Linked DNA regions of Homo sapiens: region 2 is linked to region 1. Evidence: chromatin contacts called from ENCODE Hi-C or POLR2A ChIA-PET data. All regions are on one chromosome and are shown on one strand. The core of a region is the stretch at or near the end of the contact, and the rest is flanking DNA. Distances in the headings are between cores, read along the strand shown. Region 1 holds the start of RIPOR1 (RHO family interacting cell polarization regulator 1). Region 2 holds the start of PLA2G15 (phospholipase A2 group XV).

Region 1 (6,330 bases), core at 1,380-3,879:
CACATAACCCAGTTGTCAGTTCTCCTTTAGGGCCTGTCTTCCCACCAGACTGAACCTTGTGAGACCTGGGGCATATCTGCTTGGCTCACCACAGCGCTCTGGGGGTCCTGTAGCACCTGGGAGATGAAGGGGGGGAACAGTGGGGGAAGCTGGGCTGCCTAGACACAGGAACAGCAGGTCCTGAGCTGTTTGTTGGTGGGGAGGATTTTAAGTCTATGTCCACCCCAACTCCCCTACCCGACATGCAATCCTCCCTCTCCCTTCCCACTGGCTGATGGTATCGTATACCATCAGCAAGTGGGGCTCTGCTCCCTGGGATGGTGCAGGGTGGGGATCCCCTGGGATTCTGGACTTGGAAACCGCTGACTGTTCCATCACTTTTCTCTCTCTGGTTGGCCCTCTGCTGCCACCATCCCCCGAGTCCCATAGGAACTAGGATGTCTAACTGTTGGTACAAATGACCATCATAATGTCCATCTGAGTGACCGCTTCGGGAGATGGGCGGGCAAGATTGCCCTTGCTGGGTGAGAGCAGGTAGGGAAAGAGCTGAACCCCTTGAGCTAAGGCAGAAGGGCCACCTCAACTGGTGGGGGACTGGCTGATAAGAACCAGGGGACTCTCTGGGCTCATGTCAGCCCTATAGTCTGTTCCCAGGATGGGAAATAACCCAGATCCAAGGTTCCAAAGGTTATGGGGCTTGCAGCACAGCCAGGTCAGGATGGCCGTGAGTGGAGGAGCCCTGACCTGTCCGCATGGCCCCAGATCTTGCAGCCCCGCTATACTTCCTACACACCAAGACTGGCACACCCGGGTGCGGCGGAATATCCCACCACCTGGGCTGCCCATCTCAGCACTGTGCCAGGCCAGCTGCCTCTCTGGGAGTCCCCGGGTCTAGCCCCGCCCCACCCCGGGGCCGCCCCGACCGAGGTAAACAGAGGCTAAAAATAACCTGGGCAAGGGGCGGCTGCAAGGGAGAAGGGGGTCCCTTCTGAGCCTGTCCTTGTCTCCATGGCAACTGCCCCCAAACCCGGCGGCTGACGTCATCTCGCAGCTGCCCAAGCGTATAGGAGGGAGGGGGAGCGGCACAGCCCCGGACCCCCCACCCCGGAACCGGGCGGAGGCTGTCGGGTGGCCTCACTTCCTGCCGGCCCCCTCCCTGGTCAGCTGGTTACATTCCCTGGCCGCGCGCTGGGAGCCAGGCGGCCTCCCCCGGGCCGGGCCTGGCCAGGGCTGAGTCCGAGCGGCGACGCAGAGGGGCCGCCGTGACTCACCCGCGCCCTCCCCGCCCGCTTCTCTCAAGCGGGACCCAGCCCAGAGTCCTGAGTCCTCCCCTCACCCGCACCCAAACCCAGACCCCTGGGGCGGCTCACCTTGCTCCTCTCTCCCGCCGCAGTCACAGGACCCAAGCCGGAGAGGGCGGTGGAAGAAGGAGCTATGCCAGTCCTCCTTGTCCCGCTGGAGTATTTTGTACCTCAGCCCCCAATTATCATTCCTCTCCTCCCTCCAATACCACGGAGGTGGGTGTCGCAGGGGCAAGGACTCAGATCTAATCCTCGCTTCTCCCAAACCAGCTGTGTGACCTTGAGAATACTACTAACCTCTCTGGGCCTGTTTCTGCATCTGCCAGATGGTCATAACCCTCCTCAGATGCTGTGCGTTGGCCGAATGCGGCAGGCCCAGGGCGCGGCCCCGCAGACTGCAGCCAGGGCACAAGTATTGTTACACGAGGCTGCGCACAGTAGGTGCTGGGGCGGCCAGCCTGGACACACGTTAGAACTGGCTGGGGAGGGTCTGTAGGGGAGGCCGGACTCAGGGCTCACCCTGGAGAGGAGGACAAAGGGTGCTGAATCTGGACTGAATCCGACCTCTAGCCCTGGTGAGCAGCCCCTTGCCCAAACCAGTTCTGCAGAGAGCCCAGGCCCGGCTGTTGCAGGAACCTTGCGCCAACCTCCATTTCCAGGGAAAAGCTCCGTTCCCCGACAAGGACGATCCTCTCCGGCTTCGGCTACGCCAGGTTTGGGCGGAGAGCCCGGCTCCAGCCCAGGCTCGGTCACCTCGGGGCCGGCCACAAAGCCGCTTAGGCCGGCCCCTAGAGCTAGGAGGATTAGCTCAGCTCCTAGGCCGGCCCGCACCCTTCGTCGCCCCCTCCCCATTTCCAGCCCAGCCTCCCCTGCGGCGAAGGCAGCAAGGGCTCCCAGGGAGCGCGCGTGCCAGGGCCCAGGCTGGCGCCTTGAGCCCGCTCTCTGGCCTGGCCCATCCCAGCGCCCCGGGGCACCGGCCGCCAGGGCCTTGCCGTGGGAGGAAGGCAGCAGCGCCAGGCTCTGCAGGCCCGGAGGCGGCGGCTTTTGTGGGAGAAGCTGCGTTCTCCACGCCCGGGGGGAGGGGAGGAAAGACAAGGCGCGGCCGGGGTCCGGGAGATGGGGTGAGGCGGGACAGAGCCGCAGATCCCGGACCCACCGGGCGGCGCCGGCGGGGGGGCACCAGAACCTCCGCGCCTGCTCCCCGCCCGGCCTGCAGCCCCGGAAACGGCGCGGGACACTCACATGGCTGCGCTGGGCTGCGCGGACCTCGCGCTGTCCTTGCGCTCGGAGGTGCCCGGCCTGGTCGCGCCGCAGCTGCCGCTGTCGCCGCCGCAGGCGCCGGCCCCTCCCTCCGCCCGCCGCCCCGCCGCCCCTCCCCTGGCCCGCCGGGCCCCACCCCCTGCGCTCCCGCGGCTCCCGCACCCCTAGAGGCGCCCACGGCTCGCTCCGCCCTCTCGGATAACGGGGCAGGCCGGTGGCCCACGCAGCCCACCAGCTTGCAGGGAGGGCAGACCCTGGGGGATGTGAGGGAGGCTTTCTCACGCAGACCCTAAAACGGTGAGCGCCAGGGAGCCCCGCCTGCTTGTCCCCTCCCCAGATCCCTCGGGCTCTGGAGACCTTGCGGGCCCCCTGTCCGTGACCACCTGAAACAGGTCCTGGAGCTGCTACTGCTGGCTTAGGCTGGTTGGTGGAAAGGATCCAGGGCTGTTGTGAAGGCCTTGGGGAGTCCAGAAGCCGCCTGGCACCTTCTGGGTCCAGACGCTGCCCTTCAGCCCTGCCATTTCAGCCAGCCTCAGCGTCGCTGTAGAGGCAGGCCGCCCTTTCTGCCACTGTCTGGCTGGTAAGTCCAGGCTCATAGCCGGGTCATGCATTCCCCACTCATTGGGTACTGGTTTTCGGGCAGTCTTGGGGTGGGGACGCTGGCAGGGTCCGGGTACAGGGCCATGTGTTGGGCAACCCAGTCCTTTCCAAAGCCGGGGCTAGAATGCTGGCCCTCCACACAGTCGGTAAAGGTGGGGCTGAGAGTCGACCCCATGTTGGGGTCAAAGGGCCAGTTCCACTCCCCCGCTCCTCCCATCAATCAGACACCCCTGGCCCTTCCAACCTGGACACCCCTGAGGCTTCTCCAGGCCTTGCACTCCCGCAGCCCTCATGTATGTCAGACCTACCCAGGAATGGTTTCAGGGACAGTAAGAGGTCCCTGAATATCTGTACCCCGCCCCCACCAGTCCTGAGGGCTGTTTTTTTGTGTGTTTTGCTTGTTTGCTTGGTTTTGTTTGGTCGGGTTTTTTTTTTTTTTTTTTGAGACAGAGTGTCACTGTCGCCCAGGCTGGAATGCAGTGCAAGCTCCACCTCCCAGGTTCATGCCATTCTCCTGCCTCAGCCTCCCGAGTAGCTGGGACTACAGGCGCCCACACCACGCCCGGCTAATTTTTTGTATTTTTGGTAGAGATGGGGTTTCACCATGTTAGCCAGGATGGTCTCGATCTCCTGACCTCGTGATCTGCCCGCCTTGGCCTCCCAAAGTGCTGGGATTACAGGCATGAGCCACCGCGCCCAGCCTGTTTGGTCGGTTTTTTAGAGATGGGCTTTCTTCATGTTGCTCAGACTGGTCTCTAACTGGGCTCAAGCGATCCTCCCACCTTGGCCTCCCAAAGTACTGGGATTACAGGCTTGAGCCACCTCTGCCTCACAGTTCTCCACTCTCCAGCCCCTCCTCTTGGGCTTCCTTTGTAGTGCCCTTTTCTTTCTTTCTTTTTTGTTTTTTTTTGGGGGACGGAGTCTCCCTCTGTTGCCCAGGCTGGAGTATAGTGGCGTGATCTCGGCTCACTGCAACCTCCGCCTTCTAATTTCTATATTTTTGGTAGAGATGTCCCGGCTAATTTTTATATTTTTGGTAGAGATGGGGTTTCACCATGTTGGCCAGGCTGGCCTCCACCTCCTGGCCTCAAGCGATCCACCCACCTTGGCCTCTCAAAGTGCTGGGATTACAGGCATGAGCCACTGGGCCGGTCAGTGCCCTTTTCTCTGAAGTCCTTAAACCTGGGCATGACTTCCAGGGGCTGAGTTCTTCTCTTTATTCACCCTACCCTAAAATATCATCCAGTCTCAGGGCTCCCATCCATTCACTGCTGACCATCCCAAACTTCCCTCTGTGCCCAGAGCCCTCTCCTGTTTCAGAGCCCCTGGCTGCTTTCTGGTTGACTCACCAGTCCTCAGCATTGTCCCCATCCCTACAAAGCACCACTGTCTACCCAGGCATCCACCTGAGCTAGAGACTGGGGTTTTCTGGAGTTCTCAAAGCTGGCACCAATTGGCCTCTGCCCACCCCTAAAGTCACCTCTCAGCCAGGCATCTTCTGAGTACTTTCTCTGCAGACACCCTCTGTTCCAGCCTCCTATTGACTCCTTTCATACTGCTCACCATGGCCAGGCAGCAGTGTGCACACCATGTGTGCTCATGGGCCTGACCCTGCCTGACTGTGTTGTCTCTAAGTAGTGTGCGGGTAGGAACCACAGAAGTCCTTATCATCAAGGTGCCTGGCTCATAGTGGGAGTTCAAGAAATATTTGTTGAATGAGCAAGTAACTGAACGTGTAAATGCATGAGCCCTTGGCATCCCCCTCTCCTGCCCTCACCTTCCTTTAGCTGCCCAGTCCTCTTGCTTCTTTCTCCTTAACATCTTTTGAATTAATTCCCTCCCCCTACCATGCCCACCCACTCCAGAAGATAGTCCATACTATGTGGTAGGGCCTCCAAGGCCCAGGAGATCTGGCCTCAGATGACCTCACCTCCTTATCTTGCACTTATTCTGCGGCCCCTGTGATCTGGCTTCCACTACACTCCCAGCCTGCAGCTCCCTGGATGCAGCCTCCACCCTCTGGCCTCTGCCTTTTTTCCCAGCCTCCCTTCTGCCTAGGATGCTTCTCCCCCTCATCCACTTGGAAAACAGCTCAGATGTCCCTTCCTCCAGGGAACCTGTGTCCTCTGAGCACCCATTACTGCCTATTGTCCTTGTCCATGGCCAGGCCTGTGACCACCAGACCAGGCACAGATGGCGCTGCAGTGATTAAATGGAACACCTGGGAGTTCACCTGGCTCTTCCCCCACATCCAAGGGGCCTCGAGGGAAGGGCAGCATCCCTCCGAGGGTCACAGGGTCCTGGTGGCTTTCAAAGCCTCTCCCTAACAATTGGTGAGCTAAGCACAGGGGAGGACACAGCTTGAAACCCACTTCAAAGAGGAGACACCTGAAGCTCAGGGAAGGCAAGAACTTCCCATAGAAACTGTCACATCGTTGGGAAGGGCAGACTCTGAGCTCCAACTTGGCTCCCTGGGTCGTGGTCAGCTCGGCCCTGTTTGAATCAGGCATCATTTCCTGAGCCCTGTCCTCTGCCTGGGACTCAGCTGGTAGCTGTGGTGTGTGTAGAAAGGAATTATGAGCACTTCTAACCACTGGGAGATCACATTCTCAGAGGGGTGGACTCAGGCCTGAGAAAAATCCCTGGGACAGACAGCAGAGGGTGGTGAGAGCCGCAATGAACCCCCAGTCCTCACACACGGCACTGCTAGTTCCATTTCAGAAGTAATGCAGTTCAAGTCCGAAACCCCAGAAAAACCGCGGCTTCCCTCACCCCACCCTACAGCCCCCGCGGATGACAACTCTCTGCCATGCAACCCCCACCCCCATCCCAGCTTTCTGTGAACAGATAGAATAGAAGCTTGCCCTGGACTGTGCCTGGGGCCACATCATTCATTCATTTGCCAGATATACAGCAAGCATTTGTGGAATGTCGGCTGTGCCCGGGCCACCCTGGGGTGACCAGAGGTGAGATCTCCCTAGTTCCTTCCCACAGGGCTCACAGTCAAAGAGAACAGGTATGTCCAAGTCTCTGCACCTCCCAAGTCCCCAAATGCTGAGGGTGTGTGTGTATGTGAGTGTGTGGGACTGTGTCTGTGTGCACATGTGTGCTAGTTAGGAAGGGCTTTGCAGAGAAGGGGCCCTTAGCGTGGCTCTTTGTTGGGGCTCCC
Region 2 (7,011 bases), core at 4,034-6,533, 720 kb before region 1:
TCTGACTGCCTCAGCCTCCCAAAGTGATGGGATTATAGCAGAGCCACCATGCCTGGCCTAGGGTCATGTTTTAAAGAGTGAATGGGGCTGGGTGTGGTGGCTCACGCCTGTAATCCCAGCACTTTGGGAGGCTGAGGCAGGCGGATCACAAGGTCAGTAGATGGAGACCATCCTGGTTAACACGGTGAAACCCTGTCTCTACTAAAAAATACAAAAAATTAGCCGGGCACTGTGGCGGGCGCCTGTGGTCCCAGCTACTTGGGAGGCTGAGGCAGAAGAATGGCGTGAACCCGGGAGGCGGAGCTTGCAGTGAGCCGAGATAGCGCCACTGCACCCAGCCTGGGCGACAGAGCAAGACTCTGTCTCAAAAAATAAAAGTTAAAAAAAAAAAAAAGAGTTGTGAGCCGAGATCGCGCCATTGCACTCCAGCCTGGGCAATAAGAGCAAAACTCCGTCTCCAAAAAAAAAAAAAAAAAAAAAAGTGAATGGAAGCCATTTATCAGGCAAAGGGTGTAGAAATAGATTCCAGGCCAAAAGAACAGCAGGTACAAAGACATGGCATGTCCCAAGAAGAATAAGCAGCTGGAGAGGTAGGGGAGGCCGAGGCACAGACAAGGAAAGGGGTGGGGGCCATGCCGAGGCTCTGAATAGGGGCTGGGACACAGAAATTTTGTGTAGGCAGGCGTAGTGGCTCATGCCTGTAATCCCAGCACTTTGGGAGTCCAAGGTGGGCAGAACACTTGAGCTCAGGAGTTCAAGACCAGCATGGCCAACATGGTGAAACACCATCTCCACTAAAAATACAAAAAATTAGCCAGGCATGGTGGCGGGCACCTGTAATCCCAGCTACTTGGGAGGCTGAGGCACAAGAATCGCTTGAACCTGGGAGACGGAGGTTGCAGTGAGCTGAGATGGCGCCAGCCTGAGTGACACAGCAAGACTCCATCCCAAAATAAAAGAAAAAAAAAATTGTGTGTAGGCATGAGAGGCCAGGACTGGAGAGTAGAGGAACAAGGGCAGCAGGAAGGGAAAGTTAGTTCTGCCTGGGAGTGCAGAGGTGGTGCCAACCAGACCAGACCAGACCAGACCGAGGACCTGGGGAAGGAGAGAGGTCAGTGACCTCGAGATGAGGATAGAAGGAACAGACTCTGGAGGCCTCTCAGGCACTGTTGGTGAGCAGCACCCCCCTCTGTGTGCCCCAGCCCCCACCTGATATTGTCAATCCAGCAGTCAATGATGACAGGCAGCAGCAGTTCCAGGTTCAGCCAGATTGTGAAGTAGCTTTCGGTCTTCTTGGAGCAGAGGTAGTGCACCACTGTCGGCTTGTCCAGCTTGGCTTCCAGTTGGTTACCCAAATCACCAGGGACTGCAGGGGGCACAGGACATGTGTGAGCCCTCAGCCCGGCAGGTTCAAGACTCCCAAGAACTTTGATGTCTGCAGCAGACCCCCTGAAGAGCCACAGATAATATGGCAGACCTGTGCAGTTCCACATCTCAAATTAAAGCACAGTGCTGGTGGCAGGAAATTCAGAGAGCAGGGACCTTGACCCAAAGGCCAGGGAACCATCTTTGTGCAGAAAAGCTGCTACTGCTGTGTGGTGCAGAGATGCCTGTGGGGGGCTTGGGAGAGGCCTGACATGTTTGGGGAAGGGCCCTAACATTGTCTCCAACTCCAGATAAAGTAAGTCTCCTGGATTTTCACTGGAACATCCTCCTGGGCCATTCAGATTATTGGAAGGGGGTTCAGGGTGAAGTCACTCCCCACACTAGGCCTCAGTTTCCGTATCTGTTAAATGAGATCTTGGTCTGAATCACCCCCAGCAAACACAGACACACCTCTACACATGGTTTCTATGGTTAATGGACCCCGATGGGAGCTCTGCCTGGGAGGAGGGGCTTGGAGACCCCTTTGCATTCCAGAACCTCCAAAGTTTGGCCAAGGCCCTTGTCATTAGATATATACCTTCGAGGCAGGGCGCAGGGGCTCATGCCTGTAATCCCAGCACTTTGGGAGGCCGAGGTGAGTGGATCACTTGCGGTCAGGAGTTCAAGACCAGCTTGGCCAATATGGTGAAAGCCCATCTCTACTAAAAATACAAAAAATTACCTTGGTGTGGTGGCACACACCTGTAATCCCAGCTACTCAGGAGCCTAAGACAGGAGAATTGCTTGAACCCGGGAGGCAGAGGTTGCAGTGAGCCAAAATCGTGCCATTGCCCTCCAGCCTGGGTGACAGAGCAAGACCCGGTCTCAAAAAAAAAAAAAGATATATACCCTGGAGGCTTGAACCCAAAAGTCTTCCACCCATAGCTATCCCAGGCTACATAGAAGACAGGGTCCTGTTCGCCCTGAGAGAGGAAGAAGGAAACAGAACAGAGCCCTGGGCCACTCAGCTAAAATTCAACCAGACAAAGTATGCAGGACAGGCTGGTGGGAGGGAAATGAACAGAAACACAGCTGAGAGAAGCTTACATTGGCACCCGCCAGCCTACCAAGGGCCCAGGCCTTACTAAAGGCCAGAGTCCAGTAAGGTGCCAGAGAGCAGATCATCTGGAGGGCCCTAGCATGGCTGGGAGCCCGTATTGGAAACAGCCACCCTGAACCAGCACCATTATCACCACAGTCCAGGCCCTAGGGTGACTTCTCTCCATCCCAGCCATCCTATTCAGTGTACTCAGAACTCTGGGGCCCTGGTGACACCCAAATCCCTCCCCACTGCGTCAAAGCCCTTCACAGTCTCGTTACTCCCATTGACCTTTCGGGCCTCACCTGCCCCCACATGCCATGCTCTCGCCACTTCCCAAACACATCCCCGTTTAGGGTCCATGATCATTGAGTGAAAAACCAGCACTTGGCTCTCCTGGACATTCACTGGGAACTGACCGTAAATCCACCCTGAACAGGGCGTGCCCTCCCTGGGCACCATCCCAGTGTCTTCAGGGTGCCATGAGAGGCAGGGGCGGCACATGCCTTCACCTCCCTTCATGGTATGGGTGCAGAGGGAGGGAGTCCCTGTCATGACAGCCTCTGGATGACATGCCTGTGGACTGGGCAGGGCAGGGCAGAGACCCTGGTCACTGTCTCTACCAAAGGGGAAATGGTAAAAGAGGAAGTCACCAGATCTGCTTTGCTCAGATGCTCCTTACCCTGGTCAGGCTGTGTGGCCCCTAAAAATAGCAGTGGCCACTTCCTGAGCCCATCTGCGCCTGGAACTAGGAAAAGAGCCATCCACATGCCTTTCACCTCAAGTAACACTGGGAGGGGACAGCCTTACTATTTCCACTTAACAGATGGGGAGACTGAGGCTGCAAGAGGTGGAAATGGCCTTGCCTATGGTCCCTTCCCCTTGCCCAGGGTCTTCTGTATCACATCGCTGGTCTCTCTTTCCTCCACCACCATTTCAGGATCCACCCCTAGAGGATTCTGATCTTCTGACAGTCAAGGTCAGATCCCTGCTCTGTGCCCAGGAGCTGCTTATCCAACTGCCCACCGTGAGGTCTCCCAGGGCTAAGGCCAGCAGCCTCACTCCCTGAGAAGCTGGGCATGTTAGGACTCCTGCTGCTCTGTGATTCTGGGTGGGGTCTGAGGCTCTTCTGCTGTGACCAAGGATAAACAGACTGACTGAATTGATGAGTGCGGTTAGCATCAATCCAGGCAAAATGGCTATGTGCCATTTTGTGTGCCACAGACCACATGCTTCCTAATGCCACGCCCCTCAGACTTAGAACTCTGCAGGCCAACCCAGGACTCCCTGAGGCCCTCAAGATAAAGTTCAGATGACCCAACCAGTCACAAGTCCTGTGCAGTCCACTCCTCCTGTGACTCGATCCCAGGCAGCCTGAGATGCTCACGTCTCTCCCCGACCCATTACTCTCTCCTGGCCTTAGCTCCAGCTATATACTCCAGGAAGCCTTACTTGACACCCACCCATCCAGGCTGGGTTGGTGGATTCTCTGTGCTTGCCCCACACAGACTTCCTCTCTGGGGATCACTGTTATTCCTATCCTGCAAGCTTTGGGGAGGCAGGGCCAAGTCTGCCCAAATCCCATGGTGAACCTGGGCCTAGTATCCCCCTGGAGCTTTTCCTGGCTGGGAACTCCTGGTGGGGCCTGCCTGGCACCACCCTACCTGCCAACTCTACCCTTCTGTGATTTGCATCGTCCCCATTTAAAGTACTCTCAGCAGAAAGAGCATGGAGATCATGCTGCACTAGACTCCACGTGTAATTCATGCCTCAGATGCCTCTGCTTTCAGGAATCCTGGCTGGCCACGGACACACCAGCTCTGGATGGGAGTGACGGCCTCAATGAGGCACCCAAGGCCCCCCAGACAGAGGTCTCATCCCTGCCCATCCCTGCAAGGAAATACAGTGGCCGTTGTAGAGTTGCCAGGGTTGTGATCAAGGAGCGGGGTGAGCAGGGGAGGTCACCGAGCCTCCACATAGTCTAGTCCAAGCATGTGTGGCAGGGTAAGAGTACAAGCATGTTGCCTGACACAGGTTCATGGCCATTGTCCCAACCCTTTCCCCTGACTTCAGTTGTCTTCAGTTTCCCTTAGGCCTTTTCCCTCAGGCAATGCCACACATCTGATAAGTTGTGGGAGTTGGTGGCCAGCTAGGACAGCAATCCTTTCCCTAAGGAGGTTCCTTTCAGCAATGCCTTCTGGCATATGTGGCATTGGAGGGGTCGAGGGTGACAGCCTCCTAACCAGGCCCAGGTCGATGCAGAAGTCAACTCAGGAGCCACTCTACACACCCCCACCATCCCTCAGGAGTGGGGCTGAAGCACCTGTCTTTCCAGCTTAAAAATGGGATAAGGGGAGGCAAGGCTTGGGAATGATGCGGACAGGTGGAACTATGAATAACCAGATGGTAACTCTCCCACTCACCCCCATTTTCTACCAGGACAGGAGGTGGGGAGCTGACCACACCCGCGCCCAGCATGGCGGGAGGTGAGCCGGCAGATCTAGATCACCTAAGTGACAAGACAGATACCAATACGCTCCCCCATTTCGTGACTGGAACAGAAGCAGACCGGGAAGGCAGCCCCGCCCGCGGCCCGTCCCGCCCGACCGACAGATCCACCACGAGACCCGTGCCTCACCCAGCACCACTGGGGGGTGACGTCCGGCCGGGAGCGCTGGGTCCGCGAGCAGCATTAGCAGCAGCAAGAGGAACAGGAGGCCATCCGGGAGCAGCCCCACACGGTAGGGGCGGAGGTGGAGGCCCATGGTGTACGACGGTCGCCGCAGGTCCGGGATGCAGGTTCAGCTCTCTGGGCTCTCGCCTAGGCGGGGGCGGTGGCGACGCGCTTAACCCCGCCGCCCGCATCCCCCGCATCCCCCCGGCCAATCAGGGCCCGCCTCCCGCAAATGGCTGGCCAATAGGGACTCGCCGCCATATACGCCCCTCCCAGTCGGAGGTCGCCGCCCCGCCCTTGCCCAACCCCCTGCTTCCTGGACCACGCTGAGCGCCGAGCGCATCGATGGATCGAGGTATCGCCTGGCTCCGGGCTGTCAGTCGCCCACCCGGGAACCCAGCTCGCCGCTGCTGTACCCCGCCCAGCCCTGGGTACCCGAAATCCACGCTGCGCAGCTCTCACTTGGCGACCCCCTGACCTGGAGGATCTGGAACGGACAAGACCGGGAGAGGATAAGGGGTGCAGCGCTGGCCGCTGCTGAGCGACCCCGGTTAAAGCAAGAAGAGAGGAAGTGAGTCCCGGACAGTTCTTGGGCCTCAGGTGACCAGGAGCTGACCAGGACCTTTGTGCAGCCCCCACACCAATTCTTAGCACACCCTGCCCCGAGGGCACCTGGGTGCGGCCAGTCAGCCCCTGTAACTCTGCCCCGGGGTTACAGATGCGGGGGGAACCGGGAGAGGCCAGGTCAGCATGTTCAGTTCCCAAGAGAGGGGTTAATCTGTTCGTTTTAGGGGCGCAGAGTGCAGCGTCACCCCGCCAGTCCGGGCAGTTCGGGCGCGGGGTTGGGAGTGGGCTTGAGTCTCGACCCTGCGCCATGGGCCATCTGCAAGTTCCCCTGCAGAGCAGGAGAGGCATCGGGAGCTCGTGGTCCCCCTCCACTCTCGCAAACCTGGGGAACCAGAGAGGACATGGACTCCCTGCGCCAGGAAGCAGGGGCGAACAGAGTGGGCAAAGACCTGACAGCTGGTTATATGCCAGCACCATAGGTCACTGTGGGATAGAGGGACGAGAGTATTTGGGAAATAGAGGTCTTGATCCTCCACACACCCACCCCTTCGAAGGGGCAGCTGCACCCTGGTCATCCCACCTGGTCCCAAGAAATTTGTCCTGCCCCTTCCTTCCTTCTTCTTGGTAAGCAGCTGACCTGGCTATGAAGCCACTATCTTGCCCTGCCCTTCTCGAGTTCTTATAGTGAAACATGTTGGTGACTGGGCTACCACCACCCTCCCTCTTTCTTTTTTCTTTTTCTTTTTCTTTTTTTTTTTTTTTTTGAGACAGAGTTTCGCTCTTGTTGCCCAGGCTGGAGTGCAATGGTGCAATCTTGGCTCACCGTAACCTCCGTCTCCCGGATTCAAGCAATTCTCCTGCCTCAGCCTCCCGAGTAGCTGGGATTGCAGGCATGCGCCACCACCCTGGCTAATTTTGTATTTTTAGTAGAGACGGGGTTTCTCCATGTTAGTCAGGCTGGTCTTGAACTCCCAACCTCAGGTGATCCACCTGCCTCGGCCTCCCAAAGTGCTGGGATTACAGGCGTGAGCTACTGTGCCCGGCCCCTTTTTCTTTTCTTTCCTTTTTTTTTTTTTTTTTTTTTTTTTTTTGAGAAAGGGTCTCTCTGTCACCCAAGTGCAGTAGCACAATCACGGCTCACTGCATCCTTGACCTCTCAGGCTCAAGCAATCCTTCCCACCTCAGCCTCCTGAGTAGCTGGGACTACAAGTGTACACCTCCAAGCTCAGCTAGTTTTTTATTTTTTGTAGAGTTGGGGTCTCACTATGTTGCCCAGGCCAGTCTTGAACTCCTGGCCTTAAGTGAT

The links. A loop is a pair of places that touch in the nucleus more often than their neighbours do. ChIA-PET counts read pairs that join two places held with the same protein, here RNA polymerase II (POLR2A). Pooled maps may share reads with other maps.
Region 2: a loop to region 1 is called in a map of K562, with 2.3 times the contacts of the local background. The contact joins the promoter of PLA2G15 here to the promoter of RIPOR1 in region 1. A Hi-C loop is called at or near these places in 3 of 168 maps with a recorded cell type or tissue (CD8-positive, alpha-beta T cell, HCT116 and K562) and 10 of 50 pooled maps. POLR2A ChIA-PET finds 5 or more read pairs at or near these places in 3 of 52 experiments (Caco-2, PC-9 and naive thymus-derived CD8-positive, alpha-beta T cell).

Annotation. Positions count from the first base shown.
Region 1 is chr16:67,525,128-67,531,457 of GRCh38, reverse strand. It overlaps RIPOR1 (RHO family interacting cell polarization regulator 1), which reads right to left and starts at 2,629. Exons shown (of 22, transcript NM_024519.4): 1 at 2,544-2,629. LOC100505942 (a long non-coding RNA gene) reads left to right here and starts at 2,713. Exons shown (of 2, transcript NR_104656.1): 1 at 2,713-3,141. RefSeq lists silencers at 1,023-1,302, 2,303-2,532, 2,563-2,672.
Region 2 is chr16:68,243,645-68,250,655 of GRCh38, reverse strand. It overlaps PLA2G15 (phospholipase A2 group XV), which reads right to left and starts at 5,283. Exons shown (of 6, transcript NM_012320.4): 1 at 5,103-5,283; 2 at 1,210-1,366. The coding sequence starts at 5,229. RefSeq lists enhancers at 4,317-4,817, 5,939-6,477 and a silencer at 5,234-5,463.